2 separate regions of the Homo sapiens genome follow, and region 2 is linked to region 1. Evidence: read pairs that join two places in POLR2A ChIA-PET (ENCODE). Cell type or tissue: A673. All regions are shown on one strand. Links, peaks and the distances in the headings refer to the core of each region. The heading gives the core; the rest is flanking DNA.

The links. Peaks named below come from ENCODE experiments on the same cell type or tissue, not always from the same donor. Only the 100,000 strongest peaks of a DNase experiment are listed, where the experiment ranks them.
Region 2: POLR2A ChIA-PET joins it to region 1 with 9 read pairs; 2 of 35 experiments call an interaction of 5 or more read pairs at or near these places.

What each region holds. Positions count from the first base shown.
Region 1 is chr22:35,503,837-35,511,741 of GRCh38, forward strand. No RefSeq gene overlaps it. Among named protein-coding and RNA genes, the nearest start is that of RASD2, 33 kb to the right of the region's middle. In A673, for the core only: no CTCF peak of the experiment used is centred there; DNase peaks (open chromatin) are centred at 3,075 and 4,245; H3K27ac peaks cover 391 bases.
Region 2 is chr22:37,287,367-37,294,395 of GRCh38, forward strand. CYTH4 (cytohesin 4) reads left to right here. Exons shown (of 13, transcript NM_013385.5): 2 at 5,255-5,337. Among named protein-coding and RNA genes, the nearest start is that of CYTH4, 8.4 kb to the left of the region's middle. In A673, for the core only: no CTCF peak of the experiment used is centred there; no DNase peak of the experiment used is centred there.

The sequences.
Region 1 (7,905 bases), core at 1,683-6,682:
TGCAGGAATTGAAACCACAAAACTACTAGAAGAAAACATTGGGGGAACACTTCGGGAGGACTTCGCTCTGGGCAAAGGTTTTTTGGCACTGGCAACAAAAGCAAAAATAGATAAATGGGATTACCTCAAGCTAAAATGCTTCTACACGTAAAGGAAGCAGTCAACAGAGTGAAGAGACAACCTACAGAATGGGAGAAAATATTTGCAACTATTCATCTGATAAGGAATTAATAAACAGAATATATAAAAGCTGGGTGCAGTGGCTCACACCTGTAATCTCAGTGCTTTGGGAGGCCACGGGAGGATGGCTTGAGGCCAGGAGTTTGAGACCAGAATATATAAGGAATGCAAACAACCCAACAGCAAAACAATAACAACAACAAAGCCAAATCATCTAATTTTAAAAAGGGCAAATAACCTGAATAGACATTTTTCAAAAGAAGACATATGCATGGCCAATGAGCATATCAGAGAAATGCTTAATGTCATTAATCATCAGGGAAATGCAAATCAAAACGATAATGAGGTATCATCTCACCCCAATTAAAATGGCTATTACTAAAAAGACAAAATTAACAAATACCAGCAAGGAGGCGGAGAAAGAGAAACTCTATACACTGTTGGTGGGAAGGTAAATTAGTATAGCCATTATAGAAACACCATGGAGGTTCCTTAAAAAACTAAAAATAGAATTGCCATATGATCCAGAAGTCCCACTATTGGGTGGCTATCCAAAGGAAATGAAATCAGTTTGCTGATATATCTGTACACCCATGTTTATTGCAGCACTATTCACAATAGCCAAGACGTGAACTCAAACTAAGTGTTCCTCAATAGAAAACGTGGTATATATGCACAATATTATTCAGCCATCAAAAATAATGAAATTTTGTCATTCACGGTAATGTGAATGAGTTTGGAGGACATGATGTTAAGTGAAATAAGCCAGGCACAGAAAGATAAATACTGCATGTTCTTACTGCTATGTGTTAGATGAAAAAGTTGATCTCGTAGGAGTAGAGAGTAGAATAATGGTTACTAGAGTCAGGGAAGGGTAGGATGGGAGGACAGCCAGAGGTTGGTTAACAGATACAAAAGTGTATCCAGATAGGAGGAATAAGTTCTAGTATTCTACAGCACTGTGGAGCGACTGCAATTAACAACTTATTGTATATTTCCAATTCGTCAGAAAGGCAGATTTTGCATGTTCCCAGCACAAAGAAATGATAAATGTTTGAGGTGATGTATATGCTAATTATCCTTATTTGATGACTATGCGTCATATACGTGTATTGAAATATCACACTGTGCTGCATAAATATGCACAATTATGTGTCAATTAAAAATAATAATAAAAGCAAGAAAGAGAGCATGTTCTTTAAAAAAAAAAAAAAGACTTCCAGCCTTCCCACCCAGATGTTGTCTTTGGGGTTTTTATGGTGCAGGATTGGGAGACTCAGAACTGCAGGGGTTGGGGAAGGGCAGAGAGCGTGGGGAGAGTGGACTCCACCTGGGGGAGGAGTTTCCTTTTTTGCAGGGACAAAATGACAGGCGACAAAAGCAGCATGTGGGAGACAAAAGGGACTTTAAAGAAGTGTGGCTAAAGACTGCATACTTCACAGAGTGAGAAAAACAAGCAAGGAACATGAGGGCTTTTTTTTCCAAGTCAGGTCTATCAAGGTGTAATTTACATGCAGTACAATTCACTTTTGGAGGTGTACAGTTCAGTGAATTTTGATGACCGCCTACAGCCATGCAACCACCGTCACAGTCAAGATACAGAACATTTCCATTACCTTGAAAATTCCCCCATGCCCTTTTACTTAGAAGGATGTTTGCTGTTTCCTGTAACAGTGTTGAAGAATCCATCCTTATCTGAGATCAAGTAATAGAGAGGAGAGAGAGCTGGGTGTAGAGGTGCCCAGGGCACCCTCTCTCTACTCGAGCCAGTAAAAAACAAACCTGCAATATTCATCTTTATATACACTCACAGATGTAAATACAGAGAGATACAGATGAGCAAGCCACAAAGCCAATTACATACCAAAGTTATGCCATTAACCTATACAAAGATTTCATAGGTTGTAGTTCCTTCCAGTTCCTCTTCCAGCCCCTGCTCCTGGCAACCACTGATTTGCATTAAAGATAATTCAACCTATCTCAATTTAATTTCTGTCCCTATGGTTTTGTCCTTTTCCAGAATGTCACATACATGTAATCATACAAGGATTAACCTTTTGTGTCTGGCTTCTTTCACTTGAGAGTCATCCGTGTTGCTGCATGCGTCCATCTTTGTTCCTGTTTATTGCTGAGTAATATACTAGGCACACCACAATTTGTTTATGCATTTACTAGTTGATGGATGCTGCGGTCGTTTTCAGTTTGGGGTTGTTTTGAATAGGGCTGCTATGAACATTCATGTAAAAGTCTTTGTGTGGACATACGTTTTCATTTTTCTTGCATAAATATCTGAGTGCAATTGTTGGGTCAGGTGATGTGTCTGTTTATGAGAAACTGACAAACTGGAATTACTTTGGTTGGTGAACTGTGTTTCTCTGACTATGACCCTATTGTGAAACTGAGCCATGTGGCTCACAGGTTTATAAGGGTTGCTTTGTACTCTTGTTGGACGAATTTCAGCTGCATATGTTGTCTCTCCTAAAGGTATTTGCATTTTAAACAGAAGTCAACTATTCTGTTCAACAAACACTGCCCCAAACTTCAAGTCATAGAATTGGCTTCATTCTCCATGGGAGAGGTTTCCTATGAGCTAGCAGGCAGGAGGTTCTTGTTGCCTTAGACAGGGTGCGTTTGGAATGCCATATGGGTACCAGTGAACCGTACGTGTGCCTGCAACTATAGGTAGATGAATCCCCTGAGTACTCCCACATCCAGGATTCTGCCAGGCAGAGGAAACGGCTCTGGAGAGAAGAGGTTGCCGGAGTCCTCTAACACTGCCCCTTGCCATTTTTGCTCAGGTCCCGCGTACTTTCTTTAGACTCCACTTTTTCTGTCACCAGTGCAAAGCAAGCATCTTTTAGAGACAAAGGAGCGTTGGATGAAAGGTCCCCAGGGAAATCTCTTTCCTGTCTCAGATGCTTCCTTTAAGACGAGGACAGAATCAGAGCAGAAGGGGCTATCCAGAGAACTCAGTTTTACTTCATGAATGTCTTTTTTTTTTCTTTTTTCTTTTTCGAGACGAAGTCTCACCCTGTTGCCCTGGCTGGAGTGCAGTGGCACAATCTCAGATCACTGCAACCTCCGTCTCTGGGGCTCAAGTGATTCTCATGCCTCAGCCTCCTGAGTAGCTGTGATTACAGTCACCCGCCAACACACCCGGCTAATTTTTGTATTTTTAGTAGAGATGGGATTTCACCATATTGGTCAGGCTGTTCTCAAACTCCTGACCTCGGGTGATCCGCCTGCCTCGGTCTTTCAAAGTGCTGAGGTTACAGGCGTGAACCACCGTGCCCAGCTCATGAATGTGTTTGACTCCATCTGCTTCTCTATACCCCCACAGTGTAGGCCTCCCATTGATACAGGAGCTAAAAAGAAATGATTTAGGCAGCTAGTGAGGGTAAGATAGTCCTTGGTAAGCCTTCCCTTTTAACAAAAAGCAGTCCCCAAATCATTTCTTTTCTAACAAAGAGCAGCCTGTAAAATTGAGCTGCAGACATAGATAAGCAAGCTGGAAGCTTGCACAGGTGAATGCTGGCAGCTGTGCCAATAGGAAAAGGCTATCTGGAAGCCAGGTATCTTCAACATGGAGGCTCCATTTTCCCTTTTCTTTGTCACCACATGTACAGAAAGAAACAGGGAACATGGAGCCAGCCAGGTAGAGGACCCATCTGTGTAATAAAAGATTAGGGGGCGGGCGCAGTGGCTCACGCCTGTAATCCCAGCACTTTGGGAGGCCGAGGAGGGAGGATCAGTTGAGGTCAGGAGTTGGAGACCAACCTGGCCAACATGGCGAAACCCGTCTCTGCTGAAAATACAAAACTTAGCCAGGCATGGTGGTGTGTGCCTGTAGTCCCAGCTACTTGGGAGGTTGAGACAGGAGAATCACTTGAACCCAGGAGGCGGAGGTTGCAGTGAGCTGGGATCACACCATTGCACTCCAGCCTGGGCGACAGAGCGAGACTCTGCCTCAAAAAAAGATTAGGGCGGGAAGCCAGCTTCTTCGTGAGCTATGTAAATGGAACACTTGGTTTGCTCAATCTTCTGGGCCCTATGTAAATCAGACACTGTCTCCTCAAGCTCATCTATAAAACCTGGTGCATTTCACTAGGGAACCGGAAAACCCTCTTGGGATCTCCTCTTTCTCTGCAGGAAGGAGAGCATTTCTCTTTCTTTTGCCTATTTAAACCTCTGCTCTTAACCTCACTCCTTGTGTGCCTCGTGTGTTCCTGTCCTTGATTTCCTTGGCGTGAAGCAATGAACCTCAGGTATGACCCCAGACGACCCCAGTAGGTGCCTCAGTGACCTGCTACCTTCTACTCTCAGTCCATCTTCTGGTCTCCACGTGGCAGCCAGAGGAGCTGCTTTATTTTTAAGGTTTTGATGGATTGATTTAAACTGGTAAACACATGGTTCAAAATTAGAAAGGTGCAAAAGGGTAGGCAGAGAAAAGTCTCCTTTCACCACCCCCCTTTGTTTTAAGAGACAGGGTCTCACGATGTTGCCCAGGCTGGTCTCAAACTTTTGGCCTCAAGTGATCCTCCCACCTTGGCCTCCCAAAGTGCTGGGATTACAGGCGTGAGCCAGTGTGCCTGGCTGAGATACATTTTTTTAGAAACACACACACACACATACACAATCACAATGATCATGTCATTCCTCTGCTGATAGCCATTCAATGGCTTCCCCTTTCACTGAGGATAAAACACCGAGTCTATAATAAGGCCCCAGGGTCAGGCTCGGGCAGCCCTGACTCCCTCTTTGGGATCTCCTTGCCACCCAGAGTTGGGACCCTCGGGCCTCCTCTCAGTCTCTCCAGCATGCTGGCTTCACCCACCTCAGGGTTTGTACACACACTGCTCCCATTGCCTGGAAGATTTCTTTCTCCACTTCACCTAGTGAAGCCCCCTCATTTTTCATTTTTCAGATCTTGACCTGAGAACTGCTTCCTCATGGAAACCTTCCATGATCCCCATGCCTGGCCAGGTCCTAGGGTCATGGGACTCGGCGATGCCACTTCAGATCTCTTACCACCATTTATCACCATTCTGTTTTGAGATATTATTTGATCATGGGACTTGAGGAATCCTGCACTAGACTGGCAGTGCCAGGGCAGCAGTTCTCCTGCTTTACTCATTGCCATATCTCCAGGATCCAGCACAGTTCCATGGAACACAAAGACAGCAGCTAGCATTTGCCGAGTGCTTACCATGTGCCAGGCCCCGTTGTCAGCACTTTACACATAGCACATTCCTGTAATCAACATGAATGCCTGGAGACAGGTACAATGATCATCTCCATTCTACAGACAAGCAAACTGAGGTTCAGCTAAGCAAGTCAGCTAATATCACTACCAACTCTGACATTACATGCCTCCTGCAGGAGTTTGGTAAGTATTTGTTGAATGAGTGACTAATAAATAAAAGAGAGAATGAAAAACAAAATGAATCAAACTCTCATGTAATGGACAGAAAAGCTGAGACTCCCCCCCCTGGAGAGGCGCAACCTGACCAGGTTATTCAACGCAGCGGAGGTGGGGCTGGGAGGGCGGTGCAGGTGCCGCCTGTGGGGCCGGATTCTCCCAGCTGCCCCACCTGGCCTCTCAGCCACATGCCCCTGCTAGCCAGTAGCCCCAGCCCCAGCGGCTCAGCCTGGCCCTCACTGCCCTTCCCTCCTCCCTCGCAGTGGCTGTCCCACCCTTTCCCTAGAGCTTTCCAAAGCCTGTCCCTGGATGCCTCCTCCCAGAAAATCGGCGGGCCTCTCCCAAATCCCCCCAGCCCCTCCACTTCTGCTCTCAGACACCCTCTAGCATGGACCCACACAGCCAGGGCTACAGGCACAGCCCCTGAATCAAGAGACATCTTCACCCTCCCCCTGCCATCTTTTCAGTTCTTCAAGTTGTTCTTGTCTTTTTTTCAATACAAAGTCCCTGTGTGATGCTGGGAGTTAATTAATTGTATTCTGGCCAATTAACTGTAATGAAAGTTTTTCCTTCCCTGTAGAAGAAAGGGCTTCCCTATAGAAGAGATGGCTACCTAGGGAGACTGCAGCTCTCTCTCTCTCTCTCTCTCTCTGTGTGTGTGTGTGTGTAAAACTCCATCTAGCTTTGGATATCATTTGGGTATCATTTATGAGGACTTGATGTCCAGAGCTGTGGCAACCATTTTGTGACATGAGGCGATAAGCTTGAGGCTGAAAAGTCTAAATGCTGAGAAAGGCAGTGTGGAGAGAGCCTGGATCCTTCTTGATAATCTCCCCCCAGAGGGTTCATTAGGTAAGCACTATTGTCCTTACAGCCCAGTCGCCATTGCTTTGATTTTCTGCAACTTGAAGCTGAAAGCATTCTTTACTGATTGGGTGAGGATGCCTTCACCTCCTTAGGAAGCACATAGGAAGTTCAGGCACAAGGAGACAGGAGGGAAAGCGCTGACCTATGGGTCAGCCAACATGGACTCTCCCTGACTCCACCACCAATTAGTGGCCTGACCCAGGGCAAAGTCACTTCCTCTCACTCCATTTTCTTCCTGGGAAAATGAGGGGCTGCATGACAGCAGTGGCGTCTCCTAACAGTGACTCACAAGCCCCCCAAAGCCTCAGTGAGCTGCCTGAACTTTTACTGATGCCAGTGAGGGGTGGAGAGGGTCCATACTGAGCTCAATTGTGACGGTTTGGAGGTGACTCAGTGAGGAATCAGACAGCCCCGGAGTCTTTTTTTCATTCCTGTTCCCCATTTGTCAGCAATCCTTCATCGTGCCCCAGTTTCAGGGTGTATTTTTAGTGAAAATAAACTTGCACAGCTCAGGATTACACAATTCCTTCAAGAGCTTCAGCATCACCTGCTGATGGACCCAAGCTAATGAGCAGGTCACGTGGAGGTGGTCACCCCCTCCCCGATAGCAGCTGGGAGTAGCTGGTGAGGCCCACTGACCCCAAAGTTCAGGAAGGTGGGCTAACGAGGGAAATAATTTAATTTTGCCAGAAAAACAAAAAAAAATCTCCACGTCCTACAGCCTGGGGCGAGATGAGTGCATTCAGCCTGGGATTCAGAATCAGGCCTTCGAGGTATCCAGCATCTAGTGAGGAAAACAGAGCTGCATTTTGAAACCCTTTGCCTTCTAAATCCAGGCCTGGAGCTGGCTTGTGTTTTGCAGAGCAGGTAAACAGGTTTGATTGGTTTGCAAAAAATGTGTTTGGGAGTGGGGAGCTGGGGTGGTGGGGAGGTTAAATCTTCTGCTTAAATAAGGGAAGAGAATTTAGCATTTCTAGAGGCCATGGAGAAGGCAGAATATCACAAGCACTGTTGGTGACCTGCCCAGATCCCCATTGCAGGAATGAAACACCCAGGCCCCTCCTACTGGGAGTGTCGGTTGTACCCTTAAACTGAGAACCACCCCCAACCAAGAAGCCTGGGAGATCACACTGCCCTGTCCTCATTCAATGACTGACCTATACAAGGGGTCAAAGAGCCCAAGTCCCTGGGCTCAAGGTAGGATAAATCTGTGGTTCCTTCCACAGTCCAGAGCTTCTGGTAGGACCTGGCTGAGGCTGGGCTTCCACAGTCCCCACATTCCTGCCTGGCTTCTTCCCCTGCCCTATCCTGACTCCCCCACTTCCTTACAAGTCCCTCCTGAGAGTACTCCTTCCCTCCATGGATGATCTGCACAGGGACCTCTGTCTCAGATGCTAGTTCTGCAGAGCCAACCTATGACCTAGGATACGGAAATGAGG
Region 2 (7,029 bases), core at 1,419-6,418, 1.8 Mb after region 1:
TCAGACAAGCAGCCAGTCTGGAATCCACTCAGCCTCCTCCAGCAGGTGCGCCCTGGGCAGAAACACAACCCCAAGCCAACAGGAAAACTGTATAAAGCCAACAAACAAAACAAAACAGAATCGGATTGTTCACCTCCAAGGCAACCCAAGGTGATTGGTTTTTTCCCATGGATGAGACCAACGGCCTCCCCGCCAGCTCCTGCCGGAAGAGTTCCGGAGCCAGCTTCCAGCACTGCCTCCCCGGCTGTCCCTGCTCTGCATCTCCACACAGGTGGCCCCTTACACCTTCCATCCCTGCATGTCCCAAGCAGTTTGGGAATCCACCTCTCCTGGGGCAGAGGCGTGGGGGTCAGCAAACAAGGGTGCAGTTCCCAGCACTGCCACTTCCTGTGAATGAGACCTGGGGCGAGTCACTTCGCCTTCCTAAGCCTCAGTGTCTCAAACTGGAAAATACCTACTTCAAAGAGGGTTAAATGACAGCAGTTATACAGAGACTGGCATGGAGTAGGTGTTTGTGCGCTTAACGGGTCATAAGACTCTTGCTTTGTCCCCTGGTATAAGTGTCCCCGCCAACTCCCTCCTGGAAACAGTACCTCTAGACCTGCAGAGACAGAAAGAAACTCCAGAGTGGGCCGGGCACAGTGGCTCACACCTGTAATCCCAGGACTTTGGGAGGCCAAGGCAGGTGGATCACCTGAGGTCAGGAGTTCGAGACCAGCCTGGCCAACATAGTGAAACCCCCGTCTCTATTAAAAATACAGAAATTGGCCCAGTGCGGTGGCTCACGCCTGTAATCTCAGCACTTTGGGAGGCCAAAGTGGGCAGATTGTGAGGTCAAGAGATCAAGACCATCCTGGCCAACATGGTGAAACCCATCTCTACTAAAAATACAGAGATTGGCTGGGCATGGTGGCTCATGTCTGTGGTCCCAGCTGCTCAGGAGGCTGAGACAGGAGAGTCCCTTGAGCCCGGGAGGCAGAGGTTGCAGTGAGCAAAGGTCGTGCCACTGCACTCCAGCCTGGTGACAGAGTGAGACTCTGTCTCAAAAAAATAAATACATAAATAAAAAATTAGCCGGGCATGGTGGTGCATGCCTGTGATCCCAGCTACTGGGGAGGCTGAGGCAGGAGAATCGCTTGAACCTGGGAGGCAGAGGTTGCAGTGAGCCAAGATCATGTCACTGCACTCCAACCTGGGTGACAGAGCAAGACTGTCTCAAAAAAAAAAAAAGGAAACTCCAGAGTGGGTCACTAGGAGAATGGCAGGTGGGGCCACTCCCACTCCTACCCCTCAGCTCGTAGACCCTTGTGGTCCACCTGCTGGAGACAGAGCACCACACAGTGGTGGTAGATTTAGGGCATATGGTGCCTCCTGGAGGATGGCGCCCCATCCAAGTGGATATCACCTCCAGGCTGACACCTCAGCTGTACCTTCTCAAGACCGCCCCATGGCTCCATTCCATCCGGCCAGCACCTTCCGATGAAATGCTAGAGAGGATCGGTGGATCTCATGGCCACGTGCTCACTTCAGACCACCTTTGCTGTAGAGAGCATCCCTTGGTCTTCTGTGATGTTATGTGGTGTGCTGTGTTGGTGGGTCAAACACCCTAAGCCTCTGGATAGTGGTGCTGGCTGAGGCTCTGTGGGCAGGAAAGGCAAACACATTTCCAACACGTGTCGACTCCAGACAAGATGGATTGTTGACTTTTGCAGAATAGAAGGGGTTTCATGGAATCAGTTTGCCCCCTGGTCTTCTGGAGAAAAGATGGGCTCAGCATGCGTCCCTGTTGCTGGCAGAGTGGACATTCCGCTCCCACGGGGTCATCCACCTGCCTCTTCTCCTGACATCTGTGTTTCTGATCTTCCCATCTTCCTTCTTTCTTGCCTCTGACCAAGAAGTCAAGCCATTCACCACTGCCCATGATGCATGGATATTCTGACTTCAAGAAGTCACTTCTCTTTCCACAGGAAGTGGATGGCCAGGTGCCCTGCCTGAAGCCCTGCCCCCTGGGAGGACTTGCCCTCATCACTGTCTTTCCAGGACACCTTTGAGCAGGACTGTAGTTCAGTAGCTGCCTGGTTTTCACTTGCGCCCAAACTCTGAGCCAACTCATTCTGCAACCAGCCTTGGGCATTTTCCTCTGTTGTTAGAAAGTCATAAGGGACCCACCCATGTGGTCACGGTGTAAGCAGAGGGATAGACCCTGGTCCACCAGCAGCGGTGACATGAGGATCTGGGCCACCTATCCCTGGAGCCTACTGGAGCCCTCTGGCTCTGCTCACACCTGCTCCTGGACGTACCACTCACAAAGGGTTACTATTGGGCTCGCTTGACCTTCTGACTTAGTGGGACAGATGGAGCCATCTGAGCTACTTAGTTACATGATGTTCCGTGGGCTGGCACTCTATCTCTACCAGGACCCGGTGCCATTCCAGGAACTGTTTTCTGCATAGTATATAATTCTCTGCTAGAAGGAAGCAGCTGGAAGGAGCAGGCCATCCTCCCGACCGGGGAAGTGCTTGGGTATGTGATGAGGGCCATTGCTCCTGCATCCGTTAGGTCTCAAGAGTGGCACCCACACCTGCCATTCCCCTCAGGATATAGTTTTTTATTTAGTCTCTTCGCTGTGGGGATGATGGGTCAGCTTCATAAATTTCCAAATAGCTATTCCCACTACAATGATCCTGACCCCATGGGCCAAGGTACCAATATGGGCTCAAGTACCAGCGATGTCCATTCCAATTCTACATCTGTAGGCCAGGAAAGTGGCCATGAATCAAGCAGACCCCTAGTGAGCTGGACCTGGAAGGACTTCATTTACCACCTGGTCTCTATGTACCCCCACTCAAATGTGGCCCTGAAGACACTTCAGTCTTGAGCGCTGATGTCAACTTGGATCCTGTGTCCAACAATCCTCAGAATGTTTGGATATTGCTCTTTCCCCAGTGTACAGTTGTTGGAGTGAATGGCCACAGGTGTTTTAATGTGGAACCAGGGAGTCATTGCCATATATACTTGCCACAATGTTGCAGGACTCTTCCCTTGGAACCCAGCCTCTCCTTCAGTCCCGACGTTCTGTATCTGAAAACTGGGGTAGGTCCTGAAACCAGGCAAGGGGTCTTGGGTTTTTTTGTTTGTTTTGTTTTGTTTTGTTTTGGAGACAGAGTCTCACTCTGTTGCCCAGGCTGGAGTGCAGTGGCATGATCTGGGCTCCCTGCAAGCTCCGCCTCCCAGGTTCACGCCATTCTCCTGCCTCAGCCTCCTCCGGTGTACCTGGGACTACAGGTGCCCACCACCATGCCTGGCTAATTTTTTGTATTTTTAGTAGAGATGGGGTTTCACTGTGTTATCCAGGATGGTCTCGATCTCCTGACCTCGTGACCCGCCCGCCTCGGCCTCCCAAAGTGCTGGGATTAGAGGCGTGAGCCACCTTGCCTGACCGGGACTTGGCTTTTTATTGCAGTGGCTGCCCTTGGTCAGGGGAACTCCTGGGCGTGGCACCTCCCTTTGGCTGAGGCTAGTGTCTGGGGAGGGATTCAGCTGTGAGCCATCAGCAGGCTTTCCTCCCAGCAGCTGGGGGGATGGTGCCTTGGTCCTGAAGAGAAGAGCCAGATGCACACAGCACCCATTGCACACATGTGGGACTCAGCATATGTTGGATTCTTGCTGGGTGTTTGACAAAGTGTAGCTCTTTCCTTCCTGACAGCTGCCCTGTGAGGCAAGGGTTATGGTTCACATTTCACAGATGAGGATGCTGTATTAGGTATATCTCAGATTTAGCTGCTTAAAGAGACTCAGAATAACAGCAACCGAAACATTCTCAAAACTGATTTATTTCTTATTGAAAAGTCCAAATGGATAGGTGGGCCAGGTGAACATGATGAGTCTTCTCCACACCGCTGCCTGGGGACCTGGGCTCCATCTAGCCTGGTGCCCTGCATCTCCGCATGGGGCTTTAATCTCAACAGCCACAATGCCTGCTTAATCATGAGAAGGAGAAGTAGGGAAAGGGAGCGCTCAACATTCCCTCTGTGTTCTTTTGGAGGAAATGATGTCTATCCTTGTAAAACCTTTAAGAAATGCGGCCAGGCACTTCCCGACGCTGGAACTTGAAGGTCAGCGAGGATTTGGGCAGGCAGACAGGAGAAGGCATCCCAGAGTACAGGAGCGGCCTGGGCAAACATGGGGAAGTGGGACTGAGTCCTGGATGGCTCTGGAGCAGGAAGGAGCTGGCAGGCTGGACTGGCAGGCTCTTTTTGGGAATGGCAGGGAATAAGTCTGGCTGCCAAGGCTGGAGAGGTTGTGGAGGCCCCAGGCCCAGGATGAAGACTTTCTCTCTGAGTAATAGGGAGGCCATATTACTCAGAGAAGGAGAGTGTTGTGGATGAAACAGAAGCCACCATGAAGCATGAAGATAGGACAGCTGACCTAGTTGTGGGCATCATCACAGCACCTTGCATAGAATGCCGCACACACAAATCTTATTTCATTTAATTCATTTCCAAGTGGAGATGAAAGAGCACAGGCTTTGGAGTCAGCCCAATTCAAGGTCCCATCCTGGCTCAGTGACCTTTTCCCTGTGGGTTGAGTCACCTCACCTCTCTGAGCCCCAGTATCCAGGGGCAGGGACTATAAAATATCCCCCAAATCCAGCCTCCCCATTTTACACAGTAAGGACATCAGGACCACCCTGCTACAGGCTCATTTCCCAGCCTCCCTTGCAGCTAGGTGTGGCCACGTGACTACATTCTGGCCAATGGGATGTGAGGAAAATGGTATACCACTTCTTGGTTGTTCAAATAAATAAGTGAATAAATAATGAGCCCATGAGCCAGTGGAGGAGGAGATTCAAGTTCCGGGGAAGGAATGCGTGCCTTCAGCGAGTGTTTAACTGAGTGCTTATGACATGTCAGACTCTTTCTAGGTGCTGGGGACACAGTAGTGAGCAAAAGAGTAGAACAACTGAACTCTCATGGAGCCGAGAGTCTAGCGGGAGGGACAGAAAAGATGCAAGGAAACAGGATCCTTTTGGGGGTGTCTATCCAGGGGGGTGGGAGAAACAGGAAGCAGGGCAGGAGAGGAGGGAGCAGGGGCTGCTTTAGACAGGGCAGTCAGGGGAGGCTTCCTGGAGGAGGTGGGCCTCTGTGAATAGGGCAAGTCCTGGGTTTCCGGAGGGAAGGGGGCCCTGCAGAAGTGAGGGCAAGTGGGTGTGGCTGGAGCCAAGTGATGGGGAAGGCCGGTTGTCTCTCTGTAGAGCCCGCGGAGCTGAGCAGCGGGGAGACGGAAGAGTTACAGAGGATCAAGTGGCACCGAAAGCAGCTCCTGGAGGACATCCAGGTGAGTGCACACTCGTGTCCACACACGTGTCCATGCCCACACTCCTGCACGCTTGTACGCACCCCACCAGCTCCTGACCCAGCCTGGTCAACAGACAGTGTGGCCAACTCTGGCTCATATCAGCCTCGGCCCCAGCCCCAGGAGCAGGGAGAACAACAAGACTGCAGACACCCCGAGACCCAGGGAGAACTGGGAGAGCCGGGGAGGGAGGCAGCGATCCAATTAGGCGCCCACCGTGTGCCGATCCTCATCCTGGCCTTTACTTGCTTTGTCACAGGGCAGGCTCTGACCCCTGTGGTGAAGCTTCAGCCAGGTCTCACCCCTGCAGAGTGTAGACCACCTGGTCAAGATAACTCCCAGTATGTGCCCTGCACTTACCACTTCACCAATCAGACTCAGACGTCAGCTCATCTGGGTCAGCAGCTTCTGAGACAGGCTGGGTTCTGTTCCTGGAACGTGCCTTGCTCAGCACTGCCCCTGGGCCTTTGCACTCGCAGTCCCCTCTGCCTGGGCTGCAGTGGCTGTGCCCACCCCCACTCCCATGCACATAAACTTAGGATTTCAGTGAGGAAATGAAGGCACAAAATTATTCACTCAGCTGCTGTTTCATTGAGCACCTACTATATGCCAGGATTTCTCTACCTTGCTCTGATGGTGTTCTGCATAGTCATTCCAATTACCCTATGACCACCCATGATCCCAGCCCCACCAGACTGTGCCCTCCATGAACACAGAGCCGAGGTCTGTCTTGCCCACCACTGCATCCCCAGCCCGCTGGGTGCAGCATTAATAGGTGCTCAGTTAATACTTGCAAATGAATCCCCATTGTATTTGTGGGGCAACCACTCAGTGGCTCTGCCAAGATGGCATGAACAGGAGCTGACACGGCTCAGACACAGGCTCCCAAGTCCCATGCTGGCCCTGAGTCTCAGGACAAGTCCCTGGAACCAGCCCCTCACCAGCACCCTGCAGATCCTGGGGAGAAAGGGGCTGGGTGCCTAATGGGGGTGCCGGCCAGAGGCTCATGCTGGTGTCCTTCAGGGGGTGCTGGTGGTTGGCAGGGGGAGGTGTTAGGGGGTCCCCTCTGCCACTGGGTGCCTCCTGCAGGGTCAAGATGAAATGGGCTTGGGGTCGAGTTGGGGGAAGCACAGGTTTGGAGTCAGACTGCGGGCGTGTCGTGTCATCTCTCTACGCCTCAGTGTCCTCTTCTGTAAAGTCCAGGGGAATTGCAAAGTCCCTGGAAAGAGGGCCTAGGCTGCCTGTGCGTGGTGTCCCCGTAGTACCTGGCAGGCACATAGCGGGCACTTAGTCAAGGGTGAGCAACATAGTAAATGGAGGAAAGCCAGAGAGAAGCTGAGGAAGCAGTAGGGAGCCATGGGAGGGGTTTGAGCAGGGGAAGGGCAGGCTCCATGCAGTGCTCCAGAAAGACACCAGCCGGGAGAGGCAGGCAGGGTGGAGGCGGGCAGGGTGGAGGTGGGCTGGGGGAGGTGGGCAGGGTGGAGGCGGGCGGGGGGTGCAGGCAGGGTGGAGGTGGGCAGGGTGGAGGCGGGCAGGGTGGAGGTGGGCTGGGGGAGGTGGGCAGTGGGGAGGCCGGCTTGTCGGGTAGGCTCGGCTAGAGTGCAGGAGACTTCATGGCTGCAGAGAGGAGAGATGGGAAGGTTGGAAAAAGGATGGGCAAGGGATGGGGGCTTG